Regions from separate parts of the Homo sapiens genome. Here region 1 is linked to region 2. A link is an interaction called in ENCODE POLR2A ChIA-PET data of the cell type or tissue named here. Cell type or tissue: GM12878. All regions are shown on one strand. Links, peaks and the distances in the headings refer to the core of each region. The heading gives the core; the rest is flanking DNA. Region 1 holds the start of BCL2L1-AS1 (BCL2L1 antisense RNA 1). Region 2 overlaps HM13 (histocompatibility minor 13).

Region 1 (14,912 bases), core at 6,472-14,471, 150 kb before region 2:
AAAAAAATTAGCCAGGCATGGTGATGCACACCTGTAGTCCCACCTAGTCGGGAGGCTGAGGCAGGAGGATTGCTTGAGCCTGGGAGGTTGAGGCCTCAGTGAGCCTTGATCACACGATTGCACTCTAGCCTGGGCAACAGAGTGAGACCCTGTCTTGAAAAGAAAAATGTTAAGTAAATAATAACAGAATCACATATAAGGTCAAAGCAGTGATGGCTGAAATTGTGGATAGAGTGGACCAAATGTGTCTGTGCTGCCTTCCAGCTCTAAAATCCTGCTTCAGTGATTCAGACCACATAGTCTCCCATTCACAGAGAACAAGAACTTGAAGCTCAGCCTAGAATAAGCAGATAAAGTGACAGGAGAGCAATCCTTTGGACCAGGCCTACCTCCTGTTAATTTGGAAGGACTTGGGAAGTTCTTGCACATATACTGGCCTTCTGGCATTACCTTATTTATTTATTCATTCATTCACTCAGTCAGTCAGTCAGTCACTGAGCACCTTCTGCCTAGTAGGCCCTGGACAACGGCAGCTCTGATGCTTCTTCTCTCCTAATATAAAGCAAGCTACCCTGACCCCCGCTCCCACTGGAGCCTGTCTACTCTGTGGCCTGGCATATGCCTGGCGGTAATGTGTGTGCTGAAAGTGGAATAGCCACAGCCTAGGCAGAGCCCTGCCCTCCCTTTGCTGCACTGTCTCTGTCCATCTCTGCCTTCCTCATCTTATTGCCATCCACACTTTGAGGCCTGGTGAGCAAATGATTTTGCTTCCATGAGAGCAGCAGAAATAGTTGCTTTATCTCTTTCTTCATATAGGTCCTCATAGTTATCAAACTGGAAAGAAATCCCCAAGGGCCTCTTCTCTCGCCTTTTATAGATGGGAAACAGAGGGCCAAGAGGGCAGGCAACTCCCACAGTCCACATCTAATTCATCAGCAAATCCTTTCAGCTCTACTTTTATTGATTGATTGATTGATTAAGAACAGTATCTTGCTGTGTCTTCCAGGCTGAAGTGCAGTGGCGCAGTCATGGCTCACTGCAGCCTCAGCCTCCTGGGCTCCAGCAGTCCTCCCACCTCAGCCTCCGGAATAGCTGGAACATGCCATCACGCCTGGCTACTTTGTGTCATTTTTTTGTAAAAATAGGATTTTCCCATGTTGCCCAGACTGGTCTGAAACTTTTGGACTCAAGCAGTCCTCTCACCTCGGCCTCCCAAGTGCTGGGATTGTAGACATGAGCCGCTACACCTGGCCCAGCCTTACTTTAAAAAATAAATTCTGAAACTGACTGCTTCTCACCAACTTCCCTGGCACCATTGTGGCTAAGCCACTGTCATATTTTCCTGATTATCTCACCAGACCCCTGGAGATCTCCACCCAGCAGCCAGACGGACGCTATTTAACACCAAGGTCAGGTCATGTCCTTCCCCTGCTCAAAACCCTACAGTGCTTTCCCAGGACAAGCCCAAGTCTTTAAATGGCCTACCAGGCCCCACACAATCGGGCCCTTGGCTACCTCCAGATCTCATCACCACCAGTCTCCTCACATTCACTGGACTTCAGCCACACTGGCATTTTTCCTGTTCCTGGAGCACCTCAAGCGTGTTCCTGCCTCTGGGCCTTTGCACTTGTTCCCACAGCCTTTTCTCAGATCTTTGCAGTGCCTGTTTCCTCATTTCATTCAGGTCTCTGATCAAATTCACCTCCTTAAGAAGTTGTCCCTGACCATGGATTCTAATCTTACCTTCTTCCATGTTTCTCTGTACCCCCTTTCTCACATTTATTCTTTCTTAATGCATCACCGTCTGACATGTTTATTGCCTGTCTCTTCCCATTTGATTATAAACTCATACAGGTACGAATTTTCATTCTATTTAGTCACTGCTTTATCCCCAGCGCTTAGTACAGTGCCTGACTCTTAGTGGGCACTTAATGAAGATTTGTTGAATGACTGAGTGTCCAAAGCTAGGGAAGGCAGCCTGTCTGGGCCTTCCTACAACTCCATAGGTCAGCCTGGCTTACAAATAGGTCATGTCCCATCTTAGAAAACTCATCTAATAGCTTCACCAAAGCTACGTGGCATCACTTTTGTTTCCAAGATAAAGATCAGACAGAGGGAGGAACTCTCTCTGCAAGTACTGTCCTTGCAGATCTGGCTTAGGGGAAAGTGGGTTCATCACTGAGTAGCCTCAGCACACTCTTCCCTTTCTCACCCCTCAAGGCACCCAGGGAACCAGGGGGGAATGCTACTTCCATGTACTTAAAGTCATCTCTGACTTCGAAGGCCTAAGAATAGCAGATTCTCAGTAAATATTGGGTAGGTGAAAGGGTGAAGGAAAGAAGGTCTTAGTAAAATCTCTTCATGTATCCTGTTGCACTGGTAAATTTAACATGCTGTGAAGTTGAATGCCCTCACTAGTAACCAGGGGCCTCAGGCAAAGTCTCATCACTTCGCTGAATTTTAGTTTCCTCATTGGTAAAATGGGAACAGCACCTACTTGCAAGATTTTGAGAATTCAAACAGTAAATATTAGTTCAGCAAATACTAGCTGTTACTTTTTGTTTGTTTATAGCTACAAATAAGAGAGACACTATGAGAAGCACAAATGGAGCCACTGATTTTTTAGCTATAAAAAAACAGGCTGGGTGCAGTGGCTCATGCCTATAATCCCAGCACTTTGGGAGGCTGAGGCAGGCAGATCACTTGAGGCCAGGAGTACGAGACCAGCCTGGCCAACATAGCGAAACCCCATTTCCACTAAAAATACAAAAATTAGCCTGCAAAAATACAAAAATTAGTGTGGTGGCACATGCCTATAATCCCAGCTACTCAGGAGGCTGAGGCACAAGAATCGCTTGAACCCAGGAGGCAGAGGTTGCAGTGAGCAGAGATCACACCACTGCACTCCAGCCTGGGCGACAGAGACAGAGTGAGACTTCGTCTCAATTAATAACGATAATAATAACAACAGCAGCAGCAGCAGCTAACATTTACAGAACGCTTACCATGGACCATTGAACTCTGCTGCTAGGCCTGTGAAGTAAGTACAGCTGTTTTCATTTTGCAGCCGGAACACCAGGCTTGGAGGGGGAAAGTGTCTTGCTCCAGGTCCTGCAACCAGGTAGTCACAGAACTAGGGTTGGAAGCCACACTGTCTCACTCCAGGGTAGGGAGGCCTGAGACCAGGCTGTGCTCTGTCCCTGTATGAAGCCTTGGAGGTATCCCTTCACTTCCTCTGGGCCTCAGTTTCTTACCTGCTCAGGATCGAACCACACATCTCTGTGACGCTCTGAAATTTCTGGTGGTCCACAGGCCACATCAAGTGGGACAGTGAGTTGCTTCCAGGCCTCCTGGTGGTGGTGCTCTGGGTATTGACTGTGAACAGCACACCTCTGGGTGCCCCCTCCCTCGACATCAGGCAAAGTACCCTAGCCCTCTTCTCACCATCTCAGGCATCTTACTGTTCTGCACCTTAAAGGGGTAATGGACTGGGGCAGAAATGAATAGGGTAGAAAACAAGAAGGAACCCACTCCCTTGTCTGGTGCAGATCAATGTTGGATGCTGCAGAGAAGAGTATGAGGCTGACAGTCAGTGGATGTGGGTTTTGTTTCCCAGTTCCATCACATCACAGAATAGAAGGAAATGCAACACCGTGGGTGCCTTCAGCCCTGAGTTTTTGGTTACATGGGGTGTGAGCATTCATCTGTACAGTGGGGAGAGAAGGGTGTTGCAGGGATTTGCTCCCTTCCCCAAATCCTCCAGAGCTGTTGCCTTCTGCTGTGGAATTCCAAACATTTCTGATCAGATAAAGGTGGCTGAAAATACTTGGGACTTGTCTGGACTAGTTGGAGGCGGTGCTGGGGTGAAGAGGTCGAGGCCACAGGAGCTAGAGCGTGGAAAGATCTAGCCTTGCCCAGGAGTCTGCCTGGTCATAGATGTGCCTATTGCTCTCTTCCCCTGGAATCCTGCAGGTTCAGAGCAATGCCCAGCGGGCTTTGAGGTGGAGAAGGATCAGACTCCTTTGTGGCAACAAGTTCTCCTACTTCAGAATGTTGCTTCTCAATTTACACACTAATTACTGGATCTTTTGGATACCCCTGAGAGAGAGAACCCTGGTAGTCACTCATCTGTCTGCATGAGTTACTTTCATTCTCCTTATGCTGTAGCCCTAGACGGAGCCCTTTGAGATGATTCCCACTTCATTTGACAGTTGGGGAAAGGCCCATACTTTCCCAGAGTCTCAGGCAGGGGAAAGGACTCACCTGCAAATCAGCGATGGAACTGGGAAACAAAATCCACATCCACTGACTGTCAGCCCAGTACTCTCTTCCCCACAGCATCCAGCACTGATCTGCATCAGACAAGGGAGTCGCCATAGCTTTGGGTGGAGAGGAGGAAGGAGAAGCTGCTTTGGACTATGGAGCACTTGGGGTCAAAGACCTCAGAAAGAAGTCCTAGTTTTTGGAGATTGCTACCCCATTCCTGCCTGTTGCCTCAGCACAGTGCAAAAGATGCCTTTTCTAGAACTTTCCCATAAGCTTCCTGTCCCCTTTCCTTATCCTGAGAGAAAGTGTCTGGAGAATACTGGACACCTTGCATAATCACCTGCTATATTGGGGCCTCTTTCTAGTTTTGCCAGGCAGTGAGGAAAGGGATGAAGAGAGTGGGAACTGGCCTTTCTTCTCTTCCCTCCTCTCTGTCCAACACTCAGCCAGACTCTTCAGCACCTTCTCTGGACCCAGCACTGGGCAAGGCCTAGGGGACAGAGCCCATGGTCAGATGGGGGAAGAAGTGAGCAGCTAGGCTCCTTGAGAAAGTGACCTGTGGATTAAGACCTCAGAGATAAGTGGGACAGAGCTTGGTAGAAGCACCAGTGTGGGCAAAGGTCCTGAGTCTGAACAGAACATGGCATGTGAGGAATGAAGCAGCCTGGCCCTAGGTGAAGCTGAGAAAACCCTGCAGGCCCTTGTAAGCCATAGAGAAGGCTCCGAGACACAAGCTGAGCCATGGTCTACTAGTAAGAACAATAAACCAGACATTTACTCAAAGTTAACTATGTGCCATGCACAATTCTAAGACCTTTACATGTATTAATTTGAATCCTCATGGTATTCTTTTGAAATAAGGACATTTTGGGCCAGATGCAGTGGCTGACGCCTGTAATCTCAGCACTTTGGGGGGCCGAGGTGGGTGGATCATTTGAGGTCAGGAGTTTGAGACCAGCCTGACCAACATGGTGAAATCCAGTCTCTACTAAAAATACAAAAAAATTAGCCAGGCATGGTGGTGCATGCCTGTAGTCCCAATTACTTGGGAGGCTGAGGCAGAAGAATCACTTGAACGTGGGAGGCAGAGGTTGCAGTGAGCCAAGATTGTGCCACTGCACTCCAGCCTGGGCGACAGAGTGAGACTCTGTCTCAAAAAAAAAAAAAAAAATTAAATAAGGATTTTTTTAATCCGCATTTTACAGATGAGGTCAAAAGCAAAATATCTTAATCTAGTTTGCAAGACTTATTGGTTCTCTGCCTGCTCTGTGCTCTGGCAGCCCAGCTTGGTAGAGAAGTAGAAATTAATTGCCTTTATCCAGATAGCACTTCCATTTCACAAATGAGACAACTGATACTTGGAGGAGAGCAGGAGAGCAGCAGCGGAGAGAGAGCAGAACTAAGACCAGCCAGTCAAGGGAGACAGAGGGAGACGAGCATCAGCTCCCTGACAGGGAAGAGTTTTCCAACGGGGCTGTCCGAAGATGAAATGTCCCACCCAGGAAGGAGGGAGCTCTCCATAAGTGCATAAGGAGAGAATGCCCTCGAGATGACTACCAACTCCCATGGGTGTGGACCATCAGAATGAAACAGACCCACTGTGGGACTTCAGCACTCCACCCTTCTGAACCCTGTCTGTGAAATGGGGGTGTTCGTGGTGAGCTTGAGTATTACATGGAAGGTTGGATGGGCATGCTGTAAGGTCCCTGGAGTCTCCGACTCTGTTCCAAGGGTGAGTATTGGTTTTTCTCACCCTGGACACTGGGAGAAGAATGGAGGGCTGTGGCCATCTACTTACGAAAGAATAGGGAGTCACCAGGGTTGAAATGAGAGAGTTGAGATGACGGGAGGCATCGGAATCCCAGGGGATGAGCCTATATGAGCACATAGCAGCCACCCAGGAACAGTTAAATGTTTGGACTCTGGAGACAGACTGCCTGTATTCAAATCCCAACTCTACCACTTGTGGCCTCTGTGACCTTGGGAGGGTGATTTATCCTCTCTGCCTCTGTTTCCTCATCTGTAAGCTGGAGAGTAATAACAGCATGTACTCGGTGGGATTATTGTGAGGATTAAGCAAATTCTTTACACACGAAGCACTTAGCACCATGCCTGGTACTTAGTAAACATCAGCTGTTTTATCTCCATCGGTTCCAGGGAAGGAGGTTATGAGCCCCCAAATGAGCATCTCTGCCCCCAGTAAATGCTTTTCTGAATTCTCTCTCTTTGCCCCCAAGCCCATCACCCTGGTTCTGAGCCAGAGAGATGGAGAGCCCACACTCGCACTGCTAGGCCTGATAGCTTTCTCGATTCCCCAGCGGAGGTGTTATCTCCTCCCGGCACAACCGCTTCCTTTTCTGAGAAATGCAAGTGCATCTGTCAGGCACAGCTTCTTAGAACTAATGGTGGGGGAGGAGGTGGAGGAGGAGAGGCTGGCAGCTGAATTGAACAGGTCAGAGTTGGAGGAAGATAAACATGAAGTTTGTTGTGAGGATACCACCAAATATTCCCTATAGCCCAGATGGCTTGAGCCCTCTATGACACCCCCTGATCTCACCACTACTGCTAGGGAGGTCAAGGCAGGAGAAACTGAGGCTCAGAAGCCAAAAGGCTTGCTGTGGCACCCACCCATACCTGGGCCGGCTGGACTGAGGTGTTGACCCCAACACAGTCTTGCCACCCCTCTCTTTGCCCTGCCTCCACTGAGCTGCTTCTCCAAGTTGCCCACCTCCAGGCCTATGTTTCCGTGGGGGAGAGGAGAAAGGCCATGTTCTTCTCACATCTCGGGAGCCAACAGCTCCCCTGGGAAAACCAGAGGAAGTGGATTCCAACCACAAACCTCACTTCTTCCGAGTCTCCGCCTGCAACTCCCTGCCAAAAGAGTGATAAGGCCTCTCCGTTTGCCCTACCCCCTTCCTACCATCTCCCAGCGATCTTCTAGCAAGGCCATGTTTGTCTATTCAGCACACATTTATCAGCCTCTCCCTCAGGGAAACTGAGGCCAGGAGCATAAGGTGACTCTGCAGGTGACTCACAGCCTGCCAATGCAGGGATGTGAGAAGGACAGAACAAGGTACAGTTCTGGTGTCCCTGGCACTTTTCCTGGCTGCTAGTAGCCTCTTCCTCTTCTCCACCTACCTCTTTCCTGAAATAACCAAGCAGGAAGGAAGCAATGGGCCTGGGCCCTCCAGAGTCACCCAAGAGGAAGGAAGGGTTCGTCTGGCACAGGCATGCTTGTTCCTCACTGAAGCCAGGACGGAAGGGTTTCACTTTCCCTCCTGGTCTTCGTCACATCCTTTTCCTGTGGCACCAGTTCCCCTCAGCTGGCAGGAGCCAGTGCTTATTCATTCAGCTGATGGCCTCAGGCTACTTTACCCTCCTTGACAGACCCAGGGCCATGGCCCTGGCTCAGAATATGGGGTTTGCTGCCAAACATACTGGGGCTTAAAAATGGCTTCCCTTTTTTTTTTTTTTTTTTTGAGACGGGGTCTCATTCTGTCGCCCTGGCTGGAGTGCAGTGGTGCTGTCACAGCTCACTGCAGTTTCAACCTCCCAGCCTCAAGCAATTCTCCCACTTCAGTCTCCTGAGTAGCTGGGACTATAGGTGCATGCCAACACACTCAGCTAAATTTCTAAGATTTTTCTTATAGAGATGGGGGTCCCACCATATTGCCCTGGCTGGTCTCGAACTCCTGAGCTCAAACAGTCTGCCCACCTTGAACTCTCAAAGATGCTGGGATTACAGGTGTGAGCCATCACAGCTAGCTGCCACTTATCCACTTTAGCTAGGTCTCAGTATCTCTGAGCCTCAGGTTACCTGGACTTAGAATGAAGGCCTTCCTCAGCCACAGAAGTACATGGACCTGGCCCATGATTGTCCTTTAGAAACTGAGCAGAGTACTGCATCAACGTTAGGAGTAAAGGCACTGAACCAGATTGCTGGTGTAGGCATCCCAGTTAGGTCACCAGCTCACTACATGGCCTTGAGCAATTCACAGATCATCTGTGGGCCACATATCCATCAGCTATATGGGTTAATGGTAGTACCCACTGACAGAGTGTAGAGACAACTAATGAACTAATCTACAAAAAAACCAAGAAGAGTACCTTACAGAGTATGTGCTCAGGAAGTGTGCGCTGCTGCTGAAGTCACTAAGGAAGTCAGGTTTTCTGTGGGTAGAGATAGCAGGGTCTAAGATGGCAAGATTGGACATCAGAATGAGTGTGAATGAAGTACTATCTTGGATAGATTAAAAGAAAAAGAATGGTGTGAGGCCAGAACTCAGACAGATCCTACTCTTGCCACTTCCTAGATAGGGATCTTGGGTAAATTCTGGAGCCTCCATTTTCACATATGTAAAATGGGGCTATTGATAAATGTTATGAGGATCAAATGAAAGCATTCATTTGTTCTTCTAAAATAGATTTATTTAGAATGGCATCTGCTGTGTTCCAAGTATAGCACACCAGGTTCTAGAGATACAGGTGACAGAGCCACACACAGTCAAGTGGGGGAGACAGGACAAAAAATAATCTCTCAAGTGAATATGATGATTGTACATGTAATTGGGAAATATGGCCTAGTGTGCATAGACTGCTTTATAGCTCAGTGCCCAGCACAGGTGAAACACTGAAATGTTTGGTAATGGTCAGCTGTCATAATAATAGTTTTTTGTTTCTTTGCTTTTATCTTTTGTTTTTTTGAGACAGGGTCTCACTCTGTTGCCCAGGCTGGAGTACAGTGGCCCCAAACATGATTCAATGCAGCCCTGACCTCCCAGGCTCAAAGATCCTCCTCAGCATCCTGAGTTGCTGAGACCATAGATGCATACCACCACACCCAGCTAATTTTTTTTTTTTTTTTAATTTTTTTGTAGAGACAGGGTCCTCCTGTGTTGCCCAGGCTGGTCTCAGACTCCTGGGCTCAAGCAATCCTCCTGCCTCAGCTCCTAAAGTATTTTATTACTGTTAACAAGTAAGGGCTGGGTGCGGTGGCTCATGTCTTTAATCCTAGCACTTTGGGAGGCCAAGGAAGGTGGATCACCTGAGGTCAGGAGTTCCAGACCAGCCTGGCCAACATAGTGGAACCCCACCTCTACTAAAATTACAAAAAATTAGCCAGGTGTGGTGGCGGGTGCCTGTAATCCCAGGCAACTTGGGAGACTAAGGCAGAAGAATTGCTTGAACCTGGGAGGCTGAGGTTGCAGTGAGCCAAGATCATGCCACTGCACTCCAGCCTGGGCAACAGAGTGAGAGGCTATCTCAAAAAAAAAAAAAAAAAAAAAGCAAGGACACCATGGACCAGAGAGGTGAAGTAACCTGCTCAAAGTCACACTACTTGGAAGAAGTGGGAAGGGTGGGCACAGTTGCTCATGCCTATAATCCCAGTACTTTGGAAGACCAAGGTAGGAGGATGAGGCCAGGAGTTTGAAACCACCCTGGGCAATGTAGTGAGACTCCATCTCTCCAAAAATTTACAAGAAAAAAAAAAAGAAGGAAATGTGGGCAGTGAAGCCAGGATGGGAACTAAAAGATCAGATTCAAGTAGGGACTATACTTCAGCCTCTGGCTGGTCCTCTGGCACTTGGGCCCCTTTCCTCAGGGCATCATGCCAACCTTTTCACCTGACTTCTACAGGGTCACAGGCACCTACAAGGTGACCTGCATCGTTCAGTTGGCTGCCTCTGGGCAGAGATCTAGCTGAAGTCAGTCTGTGCCTGTCTGAGTAGGTCCTGGGCCAGACTTGGTCCCTGCCTGCACTGAGCCCCCAGACTGTTGGGGGAAACCAGGCACACAGAGGCCATCAACCCAGGAACACCCCTCCTCTCCCTCCCACCTCAGGGCCTTTGCACTTATTACCTCTGCTAAAACAGGCTTTTTTTTTTTTTTGAGACAGGGTTTTGCTCTTGTTGCCCAGACTGGAGTACAATAATGTGATCTTGGCTCACTGCAACCTCCATCTCCTGGGTTCAAGCAGTCCTCCTGCCTCAGCCTCCCAGGTAGCTGGGATTACAGATGCCTGCCACCACACCCAGCTAATTTTGTATTTTTGGTAGAGACAGGGTTTCACCATGTTGGTCAGGCTGGTCTTGAACTCCTGACCTCAGGTGATCTGCCTGCCTCGGCCTCCCAAAGTGCTGGGATTACAGGTATGAGTCATTGTGCCCGGCTCCCCCAGATATTCTCTGTCACCTCCCCAGGACTTAAAACCCTATCATCTCTAAAATTATCTTTTTTTTTTCTTGTTATCCTCTCTGCTTCCCAGTAAGACAGGGTTTCTCAACCTTTTTTTTTTATCATCCACCCCTGCAAGGAGTCTTTTTCAGATTTTTTTGTCCTAATTGCCCTCCCATGAAATTTGAATACCTCAGCTATACTATACTATATATAGTATATATAGATATAGATATGTATAATATATAATATATAGTATATGTAAAGTATATATATAGTATATACAGTACTATATATACTACATATTGTGTGTATATATATGGTATATATAGTATAGTATAGCTGAGGTATTCAAATTTCATGGGAGGGCAATACCTATATACTATATATACTATATACTCTATATCTCCTTATGTGCTGTGGCCCTGTGGAGAGCCACAAATCACTGTAATGTCTAAGAATGCTTCACTTCACGCCATTGGAGGTGATCTTACCACCATTGAGAATGGACTAGAACATAAGCTCCATGGAAGCCTTGCTCACGGCTGAGTCTCCAATGCCAGCCTCAGTGCATACCCCTGGTATAAACAGAAGTCCAAGGAGTCTGGGAACAGAAAGGAGACATTCATCCCAGAGGTTGGGGAGGGATGAGCAGGGAAGAGGGGACTCCAAAATGGAGTCCTATAGGCTTAGTAGGGGTTGGTTAACTGAGGAAGATATGGAGTGACCAGTTAAAGGACAGTGTTGGCAAAGGCACCAGGGCCTGAAGCACTCAGGAGTATGTAGTGTGGGGCCATTCCAAGTGGGTGGCCAGGACTGTTGAAGCCTCTTGAAGTATTGGAAGAAGGACCTTGAAAGTGATACTAGCCTGGGCATCTCCTAGGGGCCAAGTCAGGAGACCCAGTTTTCTAGTGTAGGCTCTACTACAAACCAGCAGTGGAAACGTAGAATGGGCAGGTGGGTTGGCCTTGCTGACTTCATGGGCCTACCTGGCTAGGAATCCATGACTCTCCTGTGGAGGTCATTAGCCATTGCCTGTCGCCAGTGGCCCTACAAACCCCCACATGGAAGTCAGCTACCCCACTTTCCTCTTAACTCAAGCAGAGGATGCAGACAGGCCCTTGGGCCTGGGTCTCCTAGAAACCTTTGTGACATCAGAGACCTCCCTACAACCCACTCTTAAACCTCATCCCCTGCCTACCATGCCAGCCTGGTTAAAACCAGTGGGAGCCACCCAAGGTGCAGTAGGGGCTTATCTCTGCTTTTCCAGACCAGGGCTGCTCTGCAATCCTGTTTATTTATCCAGAGCAGCCGCCTGCTGAGAAAATGGCTCTGTTTATTTCCAAGTGTGTCGTGTGAACCATGGGCTAAATATACCCACGCCACCGCCTCTCCAGCACCCGCCCTGGAACAGCACGCCCCATTTTGCTCATGCTGTCTCCGCAAAAGCAATCCTTAGAATCCACACCCCTTGGAAATACTACTCCCCTTCCCCAGGAAAAGAAGCTGAAATGGAAATGAAGGTTGTCATGACCAGGAACACATGAGTGGAAGCTGGGGCAGGTGAAATGAGAATGTTTCTATGGCACTGAAATGAGAATGTTCCCTCCACCCAGGAATGACTGTTTCTGGACAGTGAATGCTTTGTGCCCTTGTGGGGACAGCGCCTGTTTACTCCAACCCAGCCCCAGAGCTGAAAATTTCCTGTGGCTGCCAGCCGTCTACTTCAGGAAAGTTCCCATCAAGGGAGCCAGGCCTCTCCCATTTTGGCTGCAACCCCAGTGTCCCTGGTTTCTTGAGAGACATTTGGCCTCTTGGGATAACCAGGGCCTTCTCCTATGCTCTTCATAGTGTGGAACTCTCCCCCATCACAGATAAGCCTATTTTGTGACTCCACCTGGGTGTACTTGGGAGCAACAAAATCAAACCTCCTGTAAGAATATTTTTGTCTGCCAAGACCCGCAGAGGCTAGCTAGGATGGAGAGGGAGACAGGGAAGCATAGCCACGGCCCTAGTGCCCTCCTTTCCCCAGATCCTCCACCTCAACCCTGCTCCCACATTCCTTCTCCTGGAAATCCATCCTTTCAGCACTACTGACAGGACAGGTCCCTCCAGCCTCCAACTTCAGGGAAGTGTCCTGACATAGCAGCCCTCCCTTTGAAGCTAGGCAGTCTTGCAGTTTGATCCCGACTCTGCTATCTGTTTGCTGAGTGTTCCCTGCTTTAAATATCAGGCATCTTATTTGTGAAATGTGGCTCAAATCTACATCTCAGGATTCTGATGAAGATGAAATGGGATACCAATGCCTGACATGTAGTAGACATGCAATACATTTGTTAACTCATGTATTCTCATGTATTTACAGAGCAAGACACTGTTCTGAGCACTGGGTGTATAGGAACGAGACAGGACCTCTGCCCTCATCAAGACACATCTAGTATAGGCCGAGGGCAGTGGCTCACGCCTATAATCCCAGCACTTTGGGGCTGAAGAGGGCAGATCACTTGAGGTCAGGAGTTTGAGACCAGCCTGGTTAACATGGTGAAACCCCATCTCTACTAAAAATACAAAAATTAGCTAGGCGTGGTGGCAGGCGCTACTCGGGGGGCTGAGGCAGGAGAATGGCTTGAACCCGGGAGGCGGAGGTTGCAGTGAGCCAAGATTGCACCACTGCACTCCAGCCTAGGTGACAGAGCAAGTCTTCGTCTAAAAAAAAAAAAAGACACATCTAGTATGGAAGACACATCACAACAAAAACAAAGTACAGAATCTAGTTATGAGAAGTACAGCTTAATGGGGGAAAAATGTGGTGAGGTGGTGAGGCCGGGCATGGTGGCTCACGCCTGTAATCTCAGCACTTGGGAGGCTGAGGCAGAAGGATCCCTTGAGCCCAGGAGTTTGAGACCAGCCTAGGCAACAAAGTGAGACCCTGTCTCTACAAAAAATTTAGAAATATTAGCCAGGCATGGTGGTGTGTGCCTGTAGTGTGGCAGCTACTCAGGAGGCTGGGGCAGGAGGATCATCTGAGCCCAGGAGGTCAAGGCTGCAGTGAGCCATGATTGCGCCACTACAGTCTAACCTGAGTAACAGAGTGAGACACTGTCACAAAAATTTAAAAATTAAAAAATAAAGCACTGAGAAGAAAAGCTGGCATGGTGGTCATTCTGTGTAGTGTAGTTCCTGTAATCAGGAGGCTGAGGCAGGAAGATTGCTTGAGTCCAGGAGTTCAAAGTCAGTCTGGGCACATCTTTTAAAAACAAGAAAAAAAAAATGGTGGCTGGGCATGGTGGCTCATGCCTGTAATCCCAGCACTTTGGGAGGCCGAGGTGAGCAGATCACCTGAGGTCAGGAGTTTGAAACCAGCCTGACCCAACGTGGAGAAACCCCGTCTCTACTAAAAATACAAAATTAGCCAGGTGTGGTGGCACGCGCCTGTAATCCCAGCTACTTGGGAGGCTGAGGCAGGAGAATCGCTTGAACCTGGGAGGCGGAGGTTGCAGTGAGCTGAGATCGCGCCATTGTACTCCAGCCTGGGCAACAAGGGTAAAACTCTGTCTCCAAAAAAAAAAAAAAAAAGGCCAGATATGGTGGCTCGTGCCTGTAATCCCAGCACTTTGGGAGGCCGTGGGCGGATCACTTGAGGTCAGGAGTTTGAGACCAGCCTGGCCAATATGGCAAAACCTTATCTCTACTAAAAATATAAAAATTAGCTGGGCATGGTGGCACATGTCTGTAATCCCAGCTACTCAGGAGAATCGCTTGTACCCAGGAAGCAAAGGTTGCTGTGAGCCCAGTTTGTGCCACTGCACTCCAGCCTGGGGGACAGAATAAAACTGTGTCTCAAAAAAAAAAAAAACTGAGAAGAAAAATCAAGGAAGGTAAGGGGACAGGCAGAGAGAGACGGGGGTGGTGTACTGTTTTAGACAAGGCAGTCAGGGAAGGCCTCCCCTAGGAGGTGACATTTGAGGGGAGTCATGGTTGTGAAATGAGGGAGTGAGGCAGGCGACGACCTGGGGTCAGGTGCTCCAGGCAAGCAGGAACAGCAGACTCCTGCGGCAGGAGACGTTGGAGGAACAGCAAGGAGGCCAGTGGGACTGGAGTGAAGTTCAGGGGACAGGGGTGGGGAGGAGGCCAGAAAGTGTTGGAGCCAGATCCCACTAGACCTTGCTGGCCAGAGTAAGGAGTGGGGACTTTATTTCAGGTGTGATGGAAGCCCTGGGAAGGTTGAGAACTTGGAGTGACTGAATGGAGTGTGCTTCTGCAAGGGCTGAGATTCATGGGTCACTGCTCTCTACTGCCTTAATGTTGAGGATTCCTTCAGTCAAATTAGCAGCTCAGTGCACATGGCATTTTGCTAGGTACCAGGGATACAAAAATAAATGATGCTGCCCTTCTAAGTGCAGGAGAATGCTGCTGGAGGGCTTCCAGTGTTCTTAGAAAGCTCTGTGTGGAGCATGGACTGAGGGGGTTGT
Region 2 (14,912 bases), core at 4,167-12,166:
CTCATACACACAGATATACCAACACTACATATTTTATAAGAAACATACACATCTAAGGACAGAAGTCAAATGCATTAAAGCAGCTGCCTCTGGCAGAGAGAGAAATGAAGGTGGGAAATGGAGGTGGATATTGGAGTGAAGTGGGAAAAAAAAAAAAGTAGGGGGGCCTGGCATGGACCAAGGATGGTATGCTATGAACCAAGGCATTTGATAAATTCAGCTGTTTGTTTGTTTGTTTTGTTTTGAGATGGAGTCTCTCTCTGTCACCAGGCTGGAGTGCAGGGGCACGATCTCGGCTCACTGCAACCTCCGACTCCCTGGTTCAAGCGATTCTCCTGCCTCAGCCTCCCAAGTAGCTGGGATTACAGGCGTGTGCCACCACACCCTGATAGTTTTTGTATTTTCAGTAGAGACGGGGTTTCACCATGTTGGCCAGGATGGTCTCGATCTCCTGACCTCGTGATACACCCTCCTTGGCCTCCCAAAGTGCTGGGATTACAGGCTTGAGCCACCGCGCCCGGCCTAAATTCAGCTCTTTACCTGAGGTCCAGAAAAAAAGAAAAAAAAAAAATCTGTGAATAGCCAATGTTATTTAGTGCACTCTTATTTCTTAGAGTAAAAATCAGAATGACATTTTCTGTTTAAAGTGAGGGGGATGCTTTAAGTCAACTGTGCTGTATCTGCTTATAGGGATGTTTTTCTGCTTTTATTGTCAGGGTAACATTCGTGTCCAGGCTGGAGTTCAGTGGTGTGATCATAGCTCACCATAGCCTTGAACTCCTGTGCTCAAGTCATCCTTCAGCCTCAATCTCCTGAGTAGCTGGGAATATAAGCCTGCACCACCATGTCTGGCTAATTTTTAAATGTTTTCTAGAGATGGGGTCTTGCTATGTTGCCCAGGCTGGTTGCTTGTGGGGATACCCTGTAACCATTAAAAAGAGCATTTCTCAGGAGGCTGAGGCAGGAGAATTGCTTGAACCTGGGAGGCAGAGATTGCAGTGAGCCAAGATCATGCCACTGCACTCCAGCCTGGGTGACAGACTCCGTCTCAAAAAACAAAACAAAACAATAACAACAACAAAAAACAACAAAAAAAGAGGATTTATAGCTGGATGTAATGACATACGTCTATAGTCCCAAATACTTAGGAGGCTGAGACGGGAGGATCATCTGAGCTCAGGAGAACAAGTCTTCAGTAAGCTACGATTATGTGACTGCATTCCAGCCTGGGCAACAGAGCAAGACCTCATCTCTAAAAAAAAAAAAAAATTCCGATCCAAAATGAGGGAGCTATGAAATAGGAAACAGGTGTTAAAAAATTATGTTTTTGGCTGGGCGCAGTGGCTCACACCTGTAATCCCAGCACTTTGGGAGGCCAAGGCAGGTGGATTACCTAAGGCCAGGAGTCCAGCCTGACCAACAAGGTGAAACCCCGTCTCTACTAAAAATACAAAAATTAGCTGGGCATGGTGGCACACACCTGTAATCCTAGCTACTTGGGAGGCTGAGGCAGGAGAATCGTTTGAACCTGGGAGGTGGAGGTTGCAGTGAGCCGAGAATGTGCCACTGCACTCCAGCCTGGGCAACAGAGTGAGACTCCATCTCAAAAAAGAAAAAAAATCTTTTTAATTCACTCACAGACTGGAAAAAACTAAAAATTTTGGTGTTATCCAATGCAGGTGAGCGCCTGGGTAGGCCAGCACACTTGTAACTGTCAGTGGGAATGTAAAATGGCACAATCTTTTTGGAGGGTGATTTGGCACTATCTAATTACAAATGGAGATGCATTTGACCTGGTAGACCTACTGCAGATAGACTTGAAGAAAATAAGTGCACAAATTATGTGTATGAAGTGTTCACGACAATACTGCTATGATACCCCAACACTGGACAGACCTAAATACCCTCAGGGTACACTGTAAAACAGAACCATGAGCAGCTGTTAAAAAGAATGAAAGAGGCTGGGCACGATGGCTCATGCCTGTAATCCCAGCACTTTGGGAGGCTAAGGAAGGCGGATCACAAGGTCAAGAGATCAAGACCATCCTGGCCAACATGGTGAAACCCCATCTCTACTAAAATTACAAAAATTAGCTGGGTGTGGTGGCATGCACCTGTAGTCCCAGCAACTCGGGAGGCTGAGGCAGGAGAATCGCTTGAACTAGGGAGGCGGAGGTTGCATTGAGCTGAGATCGCACGCCACTGCACTCCAGCCTGGCGACAGAGAAAGACTCTGTCTCAAAAAAAAAAAAAGAATGAAAGAATGGGGTAATTTGACTGTGTTGATATAAAAATACCTCCGTGGTAAGAATCATGTATTTGATACATATAAAAATATATATAATTTAACATAAGTATAGATTTATGCATGACAGAATCACAGGAAACTGTATTGGGGAGAGGATTATGGTTCATTTGTACTTTAGGTTGAAAAAAATATTTCTTTTTTTGAGACGGAGTTTTGCTCTGTTGCCTAGGCTGGCAACAAATTTTTTTAAATGATGTACATTATTGATGAATCGGTTTATTTATTTACCTATGAATGAGATGGGGTCTCACTATGTTGCCCACACTGGCCTCTAACTCCTGAGCTCAAGTGATCCTCCCACCTTAGCCTCCCAAAGTACTGGGATAACAGGTGAGCCACTGCACCAGGCCTACATGTACATATTTTTTTTAATTGATACTTTTTTTTTTTAATTGAGACAGAGTCTCGCTGTGTCGCCAGGCTGAAGTGCAGTGGCACCATCTCAGCTCACTGCAACCTCTGCCTCCCGGGTTCAAGCGATTCCCCTGCCTCAGACTCCCGAGTAGCTGGGACTACAGGCACATGCCACCATGCCCAGTTAATTTTTGTATTTTTAGTAGAGACCGGGTTTCACCACGTTGGCCAGGATGGATTTTTGTAGTTTTTGTAGAGACAGGGTTTCACCATTGTTGGCCAGGGTGGTCTTGAATTCCTGACCTCAGATGATCCACCCACCTCGGCTTCCCAAAGTGCTGGGATCACAGGTGTGGGCCACTGCGTCCAGCCTACATTTTAAGATGTAAATTAAAGACATCCTTGAGGAATTTTCAATGACCAGGAAAAAAGCTGACGTACTATTAAAAAGAACAAAAAGGGGCCAGGTGTGGTGGCTCATGCTTGTAATACCAGCACTTTACAAGGCCAAGGAGGGTGGACAGCTTGAGCCCAGGAGTTCGAGACCAGCCTGGGCAACATGCAAAACCCCATCTCCACTAAAAATATGAAAATTAGCTAGGTGTGGTGGTGCACGCCTTGTAGTCCCAGCTACTCTGGAGGCAGGGTGGGAGGATCGCTTGAGCCCAGGAGGTTGAGGCTGTAGTGAGCCATGATTGCACTATGGCACTCCAGCCTAGGTGACAGAGCAAGACCTTGTCTCAAAAACAAAACAAAACAAACAAAACAAGGGCCTGGCATAGTGGCTTACATCTGTAATCTTAGTGCTTCAGGAGGCCAAGGAGTTTGTTACCAGCCTGGGCAACATAGTAAAACCCTGTCTCTAAAAATAAAATACAATAAAACAAAATCAGTCGGTTTTCCACTTGAGTCCAGGAATTGAGGTTGCAGTGAGCCATGATTGCACCAGTGCACTCCAGGCTGGGCAAGAGTGAGACCCTGTCTCTAAACAAACCAATAAACAAAGAAAAACCTAACATAAACAACAAAAAGAAGATCTAACACTACAGTTATGATTATAATAATGCTAAACATACACTTATTAAAAGGCTGAAAGGGATGGATGCAGTGGCTTACGCCTGTAATCCCAGCACTTTGGGAGGGAGAGGTGGGAGGATCACTTGAGCCCAGGAGTTTGAGACCAGACTGGGCAACAAAGCGAAATCTTGTTTCTACTAAAAGAAAAAGTTGGCCGGGTGCAGTGGCTAACGCCTGTAATCCCAGCACTTTGGGAGGCCAAGGCGGGTGGATCATGAGGTCAGGAGTTTGAGACCAGCCTGACCAACACAGTGAAACCCTGTCTCTACTAAAAATACAAAAATTAGCTGGGCGTGGTGGCGCGCGTCTGTAATCCTAGCTACTCAGCTGGCTGAGGCAGGAGAACCACTTGAACCTGGGAGGTGGATGTTGTAGTGAGCCGAAATTGCGCCACTGCACTCCAGCCTGGGTGACAGAGCGAGACTCCGTCTCAAAAAAGAAAACATTAGCAGGGTGTGGTGGTGCGTGCCTATAATCCCAGCTACTTGGGAGGCTGAGGCAGGAGGATCTCTTGAGCCTAAGAGGTTGAGGCTGCAGTGAACTGTGATGGCGCCATTGCACTCCAGCCTGGGGGACGGAGTGAGACTCTGTCCTAAAATAAATAAATAAAAAGCCCGAAATGAGATATGCCAAAATGTTAATGACTACTTCTGTGTTGTGGTATTTATTTTTCCCTCTATTGATATACTTTCTTTAGTTTTTCTGAATATATTTTTATAATCCAGAAAATAGTACAACTAAGGAAGGTTTGCAGTAACATGAGAAAATGTTTATGATGTTATTAATGTGAAGTGAAAAAAGCAGCTACAAACTGAATACACCATGTGGTCACAGCTACGGAGAAACCATGCACAGGGAGAAACAGTGGAAGGACACACCTCCGAAGGGAAACTGTGACTGTCTCTGGTAGTGGGGTTTTGGATGACTGCTGTTTTTCCCTTTTTACTTTTCTGTGTTTTCCAGGTTTTCAACACTGAGCCTGCATAACTTTTATTGGGAAAATAAACCTCGATAAATTAAAAAAAAAAAAAAGGCCATTAGTATGGTAGAGGTATGTCTGAGCACAAGCTATACCCCATCCCAACATAAACAGTACAATGAAACCAAACTGATATCACAAAAACAAAACAAAAAGCTACATGGAGAAAAGAAATACGGACTAGTGAGAAAGGGTCCCAAACACTAACAGTTGTTGTCTTTGGGTAGGTCTATGGGTGAATTATTAATTTTTCTTTCTTCTTTATTTTCTATAAATGAACATGCATGGTTCTTGTGATGGGAAAAATAAAACAAAATAAGATAAAGTCATTTAGATCAAATGACACAACAGGTGGCAAAAGACTTACTTTGAAAAAGAGGTAGAGCCCCAAGAGTGTGCAGCTGGCGATGATGGGGAAGCGGGCGGCATCCCGGCTGGTGATTGTTTCAGGCATGTCTGAAGCATTCTAGAGGAGAGAAGAATGACAATGGCTCAGCACGGCTGGTTCCCATATGTTCCTGCAAGGCTCTGCTAATGCTATTCCCTTGGCTAGGGATGCTGCCTGCCTCATCCTGGGGCAAGATGCTCTGATCTTGCCATTTTTTTTTTTTTGAGATGGAGTCTTGCTCTATCACCCAGGCTGGAATGAAGTGGCACAATCTTGGCTCACTACAGCCTCCGCTTCCTGGGTTCAGGCGATTCTCCTGCCTCAGCCTCCCGAGTAGCTGGGACTATAGGCATGCACAACCATGCACAGCTAATTTTTGTATTTTTAGCAGAGATGGAGTTTTACCATGTTGGCTAGGCTGGTCTCGAACTGACCTCAAGTGATCCACCTGCTTCGGCCTCCCAAAGTGCTGGGATTACAGGTATGAACCACCATGCCTGGCTGATCCTGCCATTCTACCATGAGGAGATCTGGACCCTGATCAAGAGACCAAGGAGAACCCAGGGCATGTGTGACACATCTGGGGAGAAGGGCTATGGCAGAGGCCATTCCAGTATGGAATAACTGAGAGAAGAAAACCTGGACACCAGTGATGCCACAGCAGTTTCAGACCTCTCGAAGAAAATTGTTTTCAGTTTTCTAATGGATCAGCCAAGAGGGAAAAATGACTATTCTGTCATCCAGTAGGTAATGAATATTATGAGTTGAAATTAACAACAAACAAGACAGACAATGGCTGAAACTGCACATAGGGAGACACCAACTGTGAGGAGAAGCAAATCTTGACAAAACTTAAATTTAAGAAATTTGACTGGCAGACTTGAAAATGGTAAAAATAAAAGCCACAATTAAATTTATAATGGCAGATGCTATAGTTGGCAAGAATGTGATGTGGGTAAAGAACTGATGAAGGATAAATATTTACATGAAAAAGAACTGAATGCAATCAAAATAATTTCAGTATTATAAAAATGGAAAAGAATTGAAAATGGAGTAACAGATCAACATAGGAATAGATTAGCTTCATAGAATTTATGCCAAAGAAGGCCAGGCGCAGTGGCTCACGCCTGTAATCCCAGCACTTTGGGAGGCCGAGGCGGGTGGATCACAAGGTCAGGAGTTTGAGACCAGCCTGGCCAACATGGTGAAACCCCGTCTCTACTAAAAATACAAAAATTAGCCGGGCGCAGTGGCGGGCACCTATAATCCCAGCTACTCAGGAGGCTGAGTCAGGAGAATCGCTTGAACCCAGGAGGTGGAGGTTGCAGTCAGCTGAGATCGCACAACTGAACACTCTAGCCTGGGAGACACAGCAAGACTCCGTCTAAAAAAAAAAAAAAAGGATTTATGACGAACTTTCTTTTTTGTTTTTTGAGATGGAGTCTCATGAGCTCTGTCACCTAGGCTGGAGTGCAGTGGTGCAATCTTGGCTCACGGCAACCTCTGCCTCCTGGTTCAATCAATTCTCCCGCCTCAGCCTCTCAAGTAGCTGGGACTACAGGCACATGCCACCATACCTGGCTAATTTTTGTGTTTTTTGCAGAGAGGGGGTTTCACAATGTCGGCCAGGCTGGTCTCAAACTCCTGGCCTCAGGTGATTTACCCGCCTTAGCCTCACAAAGTGCTGGACTTATAGGTGTGAGCCATTGTACCTGGCCAGAACTTTCTAATGAAAATTTATCAATGATATATAGTACTGGTATAAATTTCTTTTCTTTCTTTTCTTTTTTTCTTTTTTTTTTGGTATAAATTTGTATTCCAAACAGGGTCAAAAGCTTCCAGGATCACAGTGGTCTCTACCTGCCCTCTCTCTGCTAGGCAAAATCCTCACAGTCCTCAAGGGCCTAGTAAATGTCACTGCCACGAAGCCCTTCCAGATTTCCCCGCTGGGACAAGCCTACTCTGCAACTGTTTTATATCATGGCTACCAAAAGTCCTAGCAATGCCAGATTAGACTCCTGCTCATGCTGAAGTTCTTTCCATAGTAGCCAGGCTCATTACAGTGCCTGAGATTCTACTATCACCATATCCATCTTGCAAGTAAAGCACCAGCATCCCTAGAAGAAGGGATCACATTCAGTTATGGAGACTCACAAATATTTTGGCTGACAAAAACCAACAATAAAAAACCTGCTAAGAGAGAGGGTGTCTGGAGAAGGTAAGACTGGCTCAGAGAGGCCCTAGTGTCCCAGGTGGAAGGTTGCAAAGAGGGAAGGAGATGGGGCAGAGGGCAGTAAGCCCACAAAATGACTACTAGGAGAGGGAGGTGTGGGCTAGATTCGAAATCCTGGGTTTAAGTAATCCTCTTGCCTCAGCCTCCCAAGTAGCTGGGATTACAGGCATGCACCACTGTGCCTGGCTAAAGGAAATACATAGACAGCACTGGCCTAAAGTATAAACCTGTCCAGCCTTTTCGGGAGGGTAATTTGGCAGGATGCATTAGACTGAAATTTCCACATGCCCAAAGATACAAAAAGAGGAGCCACAGAGGCCGGGCACAATGGCTCACGCTTGTAATCCCAGCACTTTGGGAGGCCGAGGCAGGCGGATCGTGAGGTCAGGAGATCAAGACCATCCTGGCTAACGTGGTGAAACCCCATCTCTACTAAAAATAGAAAAAATTAGCCAGATGTGGTGGCGGGCGCCTGTAGTCCCAGCTACTCGGGAGGCTGAGGCAGCAGAATGGCATGAACCCGGGAGGCGGAGCGTGCAGTGAGCCAAGATTGTGCCACTGCATTCCAGCCTGGGCGACAGAGCGAGACTCCATCTAAAAAAAAAAAAAAAAAAAAAAGCCACACAACAAGAACTACAAATGGCTCTTAATAATAATAAAAAAAGTCTTTATTCTCACTCTTAATAAGAGCTCAAACTAAAGCACACTGAGATTCTGTTTTTTGTCTATCGGAAAGGTAAGAATCCACACACTGGGTAACATACTGAGTCGGTGGGGCTACGGGGAAAGATGTAGTCTCCCACACTGCCTATGGGAGTCAATCTGTCTTCCTGTAGAAAGCAACTAGGCAATACACAAAAAATTACAAATGCACATACCCTTTGACCAAGCAATTCCATCTGTGGGAATTCTCCCTACAGATATAGTTCATAAATAAGTAAAATGCTACACATAAAGTGTATCCAAGGTATTCCTTGCTCTGTTAACGGCTTGCTGAGTGACTGGGTTTACTTCTCTGTCAAACAGGAGGACAATCTCTAGCCTCACTTCAAAAAAGGTCCAAGAGCCTTCTTTTTTTTTTAAAGAAAAGTGACAGGGTCTCTCTCTGTTGCCCAAGCTGGAGTGCAGTGGCAGGATCATAGCTCACTGCAGCCTTGAACTCCTGGCATCAAGTGATCCTCCTGCCTTGGCCTCCCAAAATGCTGAGATTATAGGCGTGAACCACCACACCCAGCCCCATAGGAGTCTTAAAGCAAATAAGATATGGGATGCGAAACAGCCTGGCAAACTAAAGTACTGTGCCTGTATTGGGGGTTGTGACTATCAGGGAGAGGTGAGTGAGGAGGCCCCTAACCACACCCTTGCCTATGCATGGCTGAGGCAGCCCAGGCTCTGGGCTGGAAGGGAGACCCTCCCCTCTGGAGCCACTGGAGGCAGCTCCATGTGAGTCACTTGGACAGCTTTGCTAGGAGGTGGGAGTGGGGTGGGTGAACAATACCCACATGAGAGGCCCAGTTTCCTTCCTTCCCTATTCTCTCCCAACCCTTGGCTTCTGCTTTTGCCAGCAGTGTGCTGTGGGACTTGGGCAAGTTCCTCATCCCCTCTGAGCATCTCCACACATTCAATACATTTCCTGTGTAGCAGTAGTATGGGTACAAAAATGAGTTCCTGATCTTGAAACACTCACAGGCAGGTAGGTTAATACTGTGACATGATACATATTACAGGGAACACGTATTCTATTTTATGGAATGCACAGCAAAACTGGCTGGGCGTGGTGGCTCATGCCTGTAATCCCAGCACTTTGGGAGATGGAGGCGGGCGGATCACCTGAGGTCAGGATTTCGAGATCAGCCTGGCCAACATGGTGAAACCTTGTCTCTACTAAAAATACAAAAATTAGCTGGGCGTGCTGGTGTGCATCTGTAATCCCAGCTACTTGGGAGGCTGAGGGAGGAGAATAGCTTGAACCTGGGAGGTGGAGGTTGCAGTGAGCCGAGACTGAGCCACTGAACTCCAGCCTGGGTGGACAGCGAGACTCTGTCTCAAAAAAAAAAAAAGACCAGCCTGGCCAACATGGTGAAACCCCGTCTCTACTAAAAATACAAAAATTAGCCGGGTGTGATATTGTGCGCCTATGGTCCCAGCTACTCAGGAGGTTGAGGCAGGAGAATTGCTTGAACCCGGGAGGTGGAGGCCGTAGTGAGTGGGGATCGTGCCACTGAACTCCAGCCTCGGCAACAGAGCGAGACTCTGTCTCATAAAAAAAAAAAAGCCCCCCTCCCAAAAAAAACCCCAAACAGGCTATTATAATGTAGTGTGACACATGATGCAATAGACATGTATATCACTGTGACACACAGTATGAACATCAGCAGTTATGAAGGGACTCTGAGATCAGGAAGTCCATTTGGACTCCCAGCTCTACTTCCCAGCTGTGGGACCTTGGGAAAGTGATTTTTTTTTTCTCTAAGCCTCAATTTCCTCAGCTGTAAAACAAGTTGTGAGGATTCTGATTTCTGCTTTGGAAGTACTCAGCATTGTATCTCGAGTCATCATTTAAACCGTATACACCATTTGTATCATTATTATGCAAAACGGAATCACGACACAGCCAACAAGACACTATTTCTGCAGAGAAGTAAGGGAGTCAGAGGTGGCAAGAGCAGGTACCACTTAAGCAAGGCCTTGATGGTCAAGCACAGTGTCTGGTAGTCTGGAGCCAGACAAATGCTGACTGGGTTTAGGAGTCAGCTTGTCAGTTTTTTTTTTTTGTTTTTTTTTAGTGGAGTTTTGCTCTTTTTGCACAGGCTGGAGTGCAATGGCACAATCTCAGCTCACTACAAATCAAGTGATTCTCTGCCTCGGCCTCCTGAGTAGCTGGGATTATAGGCACCTGCCACCACACCCAGCTAATTTTGTATTTTTAGTAGAGATGGGGTTTCACCATGTTGGCCAGGCTGGTCTCAAACTCCTGACCTCAGATGATCTGCCTGCCTTGGCCTCCCAAAGTGCTGGGATTACAGGTGTGAGCCACCATGCCCGGCTTGAGGAGTGTGCTTTGTGTACAAGGAAAGGAAGTGCTTATCAGGCAGAAAGATATGCACATGCAGAGGCTCAGGGCTGTCAAAGGACACGCAGGACTCTGTGGCTTCACCTACAAACCAGCATTATGGCTCATTTCCACATATTCCTTTCAATTCAGCTCAGCACCCTGGGTGGGAAGAGGCCTAATCTTATTCAGTGACAAACCAAGGTTGGACAGATCCTCTCCATTACACAGAGGACTCTGGTCTCCTTTGCGGGTGACTTATAAATATCCCATGCTGCAATGCTGAGTCAGAATGGGAGACTGGACTGTAATCCCAGCACTTTGGGAGGTCAAGGTGGGCAGATCGGTTGAGCCCAGGAGTTTGAGACCAGCATGGGCAACATGGAGATACTCTGCCTCCATTAAAAAAAAAAAAAAAAAAAGAATGGGAGACCTGAAATCTGACGATAATAGTAATAACAATAACATTACTGCACTGTTCTAGGTACTTTACATGTTTTCATCCTCACAAAAACCCCACAAAGCAGGTACTTTTTTTTTTTTTTTTTGAGATGGAGTCTCGCTCTGTTGCCCAGGCTGGAATGCAGTGGTGCAATCTTGGCTCACTGCAACCTCCGCCTCTTGGGTTCAAGCAATTCTCATGTCTCAGCCTCCCGAGTAGCTGGGACTACAGGCATGTACCACCACGCCCAGCTAATTTTTTGTATTTTTAGTAGAGACAGGGTTTCACCATGTTAGTCAGGATGGTCTGTCACAAGATCCTGACCTTGTGATCTGCCTGCCTTGGCCTCCCGAAGTGCTGGGATTACAGGCGTGAGCCATCACGCCTGGCCAGCAGGTACTTTTAATAGCTCTTTTACAGATGAGGAAGCGGAGGTCTAGAGAGGTGAAGTAACTTGCTTAGTGTCACACAGCTGGTGAGTGGCAGAGCCAGGACTGAAACTGAGGCAGTCCAGTTCCAGACCCCAAACTCTTGGGAGCTGTTTCCTAGAAGATTTCTATCTTTCCTATCTGGAAATTTCGGTTGGAAAGTTTTAACAGGAAGATACTTGGGAAGCCTGCAACCTTTCTGAGGAACAGAATCCTGAAGGTAACTGAACAGCTAATCTTTGTAGTTACAAAAATACTAAAAAGTTGCTAGGATTCTTTACCAATCCAATTGCGATTTTTTAACCAGATTTGTGTATGTAAATACAATAGATCCTGCAACATAAAACACAATTAGAAAGTGGGGGAAAAACCTGACACAAACAGCAGAAGTAAATGTAGCTTCCAGTGACATTCTGGATGTTGTTATCAGAGCGGAAACAAAAGCTGTAAGAGAGGACAGATGCCTGCTTCAAGCCATTGGCACGGTTCAAGCTCTCGGAGCACTGCTTCTACGCCATGCCCTGGAAATGATCTGAAATTCATGGGCCATTCTGTTACTGTTGACCCAGCTGGAGACTCCAGAGTCTCCATTCTTTACCACAACATCCAGTCACTCAGCTCTCCAAGGTTACCTTTCCTAACTTCCCACCCCAATCCTTTGGCCCTCATTGCTGCATTGCTGTCTTCACAACCCCTGCACCAACATTACACTTCTCCCTCCTGCCTATCACCCACCCTGCCATGAGCTCTTTCTAAAGCCTACACCTGATTGTATCACGTATCTGCTTAAAAACCTCTGGAGAAGCCAGGCACAGTGGCTCACACCTGTAATCCCAGCACTATGGGAGGCCGAGGTGGGCGGATCACTTGAGGTCAAGAGTTCGAGACCAGCCTGGCCAACATGGTGAAACCCTGTCACTACTAAAAATATAAAAATTAGCCAGGCGTAGTGGCACGCGCCTGTAATTCCAGCTACTTGGGAGGCTGAGGCATGAGAATTGTTTGTACCTGGCAGGCGGAGGTTGCAGTGAGCCAAGATCACACCACTGCACTCCAGCCTGGCCAAAGAGTGAGACTCTAACAAATGAACAAACAAACAAACAAAAACAACAACAAAAAAACAAAACCTCTGGAGAACAGACTACTCCACAGCCATTAAACAAGAATTGAGGTCATTGCTGGTGGGAAAGTAAACTGATACAACCTCTATAGTGGATCATATGGTAAAATCTATCTAAATAAAAAGTGTGGGCTGGGAACAGTGGCTCACGCCTGTAATCCCAGCACTTTAGGAGGCCAAGGCGGGCAGATCACCTGAGGTCAGGAGTTTGAGACCAGCCTGGCCAACATGGTAAAACCCCATCTGTATGAAAAACATAAAAATTAGCCAGGTGTGGTGGGTGCGCGCCTGTAATCCTGTAATCCCAGCTACTCAAGAGGCTGAGGTGGGAGAATTGCTTGAACCCAGGAGGCAGAGGTTGCAGTGAGCTGAGATGGCACCACCGCACTCACACTCAGCCTGGGCAACAGAGCGAGACTGTCTCAAAAAAAAAAAAAAAAAAAGTGTGCATAGCCTTCGACCCACCAATTTTGAGAAATTTATCCCACAAATACACAGACAAGTGTGAAATAAAAATGTATAATGTTATTAATTTCAGCATGGTTTGTAATAGCAAAAGACTGAAACAACCTAAATGACCAGTTGGGGACTCAAATTCTCAAATTTGAGCATGCATCAGAATCACCAGGTGGGCTTGTTAAAACACACATTGCTGGGCCCACCTTGAGCTTCTGATTCAGAATGTGCATTTCTAACAAGTTCTGGGGTGATGCTGACACTGCTGGCCCAGGGACCAGATACTAGAGAACTAGCATTCTAAGCAAACTGGAGTACAAGTGGGATACCATACAGCTGTTAAAGAACACACCCACCCCCTATGTACTGACATGATTGGATCTGCAACACACATTAGGTGAAAAAAGCAAGGTGCAAGGAAGAGTGTACTGGCCAGGCGTGGTGGCTCACGCCTGTAATCCCAGCACTTTGGGAGGCCAAGGCGGGTGGATCACCTGAGGTCAGGAGTTCAGGACCAGCCTGGACAACCTGGTGAAACCCCATCTCTGCAAAAATACAAAAATTAGCCAGGCATGATGGCAGGTGCCTGCAATCCCAGCTACTCGGGAGGCTGAGGCAGAAGAATCGCTTGAACCCAAGAGATGGAGCGTGCAGTGAGCTGAGGTTATGCCATTGCACTCCAGCCTGGGTGACAGAGTGAGACTCGGTCTCATTAAAACAACAACAAAAAAAATCAGGGAAAAGTATATGCCTATTTATTTGTAAAGACACAGAATCTTTCTGGATGGATATCTAAGAAACACAGGAGAGGGGCTGCCTCTGAGGAGGGAAATAGGGCAGCTTGGGGTAGCAGGGAGACTTTCACTGTGCACCCCTTTGTACCTTTTGAATTCTGTACCATGGGCATGTATTACCTACCCTCCCCACCATAAAAGATGAGGTAGATCTCTCTCTCTCTCTCTCTATATATATATGTATATATTTTTTGAGACAGGGTCTCACTGTTGCCCAGTGGTGCAATCAGGGCTCACTGCAGCCTTGAACTCCTGGGCTCAAGTTATCCTCTCGCCTCAACCTCCAGAGTAGCTAGGACTACAGGTGCATGCCATCATGTCTGGTTAACTTTAGGTCTATATGTACTGACATAGAAAAATAATGAAACATATTATTATTATTATTATTTTTGAGATGGAGTCTCACTCTGTCGACCAGGCTGGAGTGCAGTGGCATGATCTCGGCTCATTGCAACCTGTGCCTCCCGGGTTCAAGCGATTCTTGTGCCTCAGCCTCCCGAGTAGCTGGGATTACAGGCGTGCCCCACCACACAAAGCTAATTTTTGTATTTTTAGTAGAGATGGGGCTTCACCATGTTGGCCAGGCTGGTCTTGAACTCCTGACTTCAAGTGATCCACCTGCCTCGGCCTCCCAAAAGTGCTGGGATTACAGGCATGAGCCACTGTGCCTGGCCAACATATTGTTAAAGAAAAAAAAAAAATTGCTGGGCGCGGTGGCTCATGCCTGTAGTCCCAGCACTTTGGGAGGCCGAGGAGGGTGGATCACCTGAGGTCGGGAGTTTGAGACCAGCCTGACCAACATGGAGAAATCCCGTCTCTACTAAAAATACAAAATTAGCCAGGCGTGGTGGTGCCAGCCTGTAATCCCAGCTACATGGGAGGCTGAGGCAGGAGAATTGCTTGAACCTGGGAGGCAGAAGTTGCAATGAGCCAAGATCACGCCATTGCACTCCAGCCCGGGCAACAAGAGTGAAACTCCATCTCAAAAAAAAAAAAAAATCAAGTTGTAGAGAAATATGTACTATATAATCCAATTTTTATAAAAATAAATTTACATGTCTATATACACAGACACATATACAATGAATGTGTAAACACAGAAAAAACTCTCAAAGGTTATATACTCAACAGCCAGTTGGGTTACTTCCAAGGAATAGTGCCCAGGAGGCTTTTCCTTTATACTTCTGCACTGCTTGATTTTTTTTTTTTTTAACAAGTGTATAGTATTTTTGTAACAATACGATTAACCGCTGCATTGCTTTCAGGATTCTCTTCCCCAGA

Evidence for each region. ChIA-PET counts read pairs that join two places held together with the same protein. Peaks named below come from ENCODE experiments on the same cell type or tissue, not always from the same donor. Only the 100,000 strongest peaks of a DNase experiment are listed, where the experiment ranks them.
Region 1: POLR2A ChIA-PET joins it to region 2 with 11 read pairs; 2 of 35 experiments call an interaction of 5 or more read pairs at or near these places.

The regions. Positions count from the first base shown.
Region 1 is chr20:31,667,708-31,682,619 of GRCh38, reverse strand. All of the region lies in intron 2 of BCL2L1 (BCL2 like 1), which reads left to right. BCL2L1-AS1 (BCL2L1 antisense RNA 1) reads right to left here and starts at 7,512. Exons shown (of 4, transcript NR_187576.1): 1 at 7,405-7,512; 2 at 4,264-4,352. It overlaps LOC124904883 (a long non-coding RNA gene), which reads right to left and starts at 11,515. Exons shown (of 3, transcript XR_007067559.1): 1 at 11,430-11,515; 2 at 10,935-11,044; 3 at 8,373-8,436. RefSeq lists a cis regulatory region at 6,592-6,609 and enhancers at 6,529-6,673, 6,910-7,009, 6,980-7,274, 7,607-7,656, 7,677-7,726 and 1 more. In GM12878, for the core only: no CTCF peak of the experiment used is centred there; a DNase peak (open chromatin) is centred at 7,525; H3K4me3 peaks cover 1,236 bases; H3K27ac peaks cover 1,691 bases.
Region 2 is chr20:31,517,756-31,532,667 of GRCh38, reverse strand. It overlaps HM13 (histocompatibility minor 13), which reads right to left. Exons shown (of 13, transcript NM_178581.3): 2 at 5,086-5,184. Among named protein-coding and RNA genes, the nearest start is that of HM13, 11 kb to the right of the region's middle. In GM12878, for the core only: no CTCF peak of the experiment used is centred there; no DNase peak of the experiment used is centred there.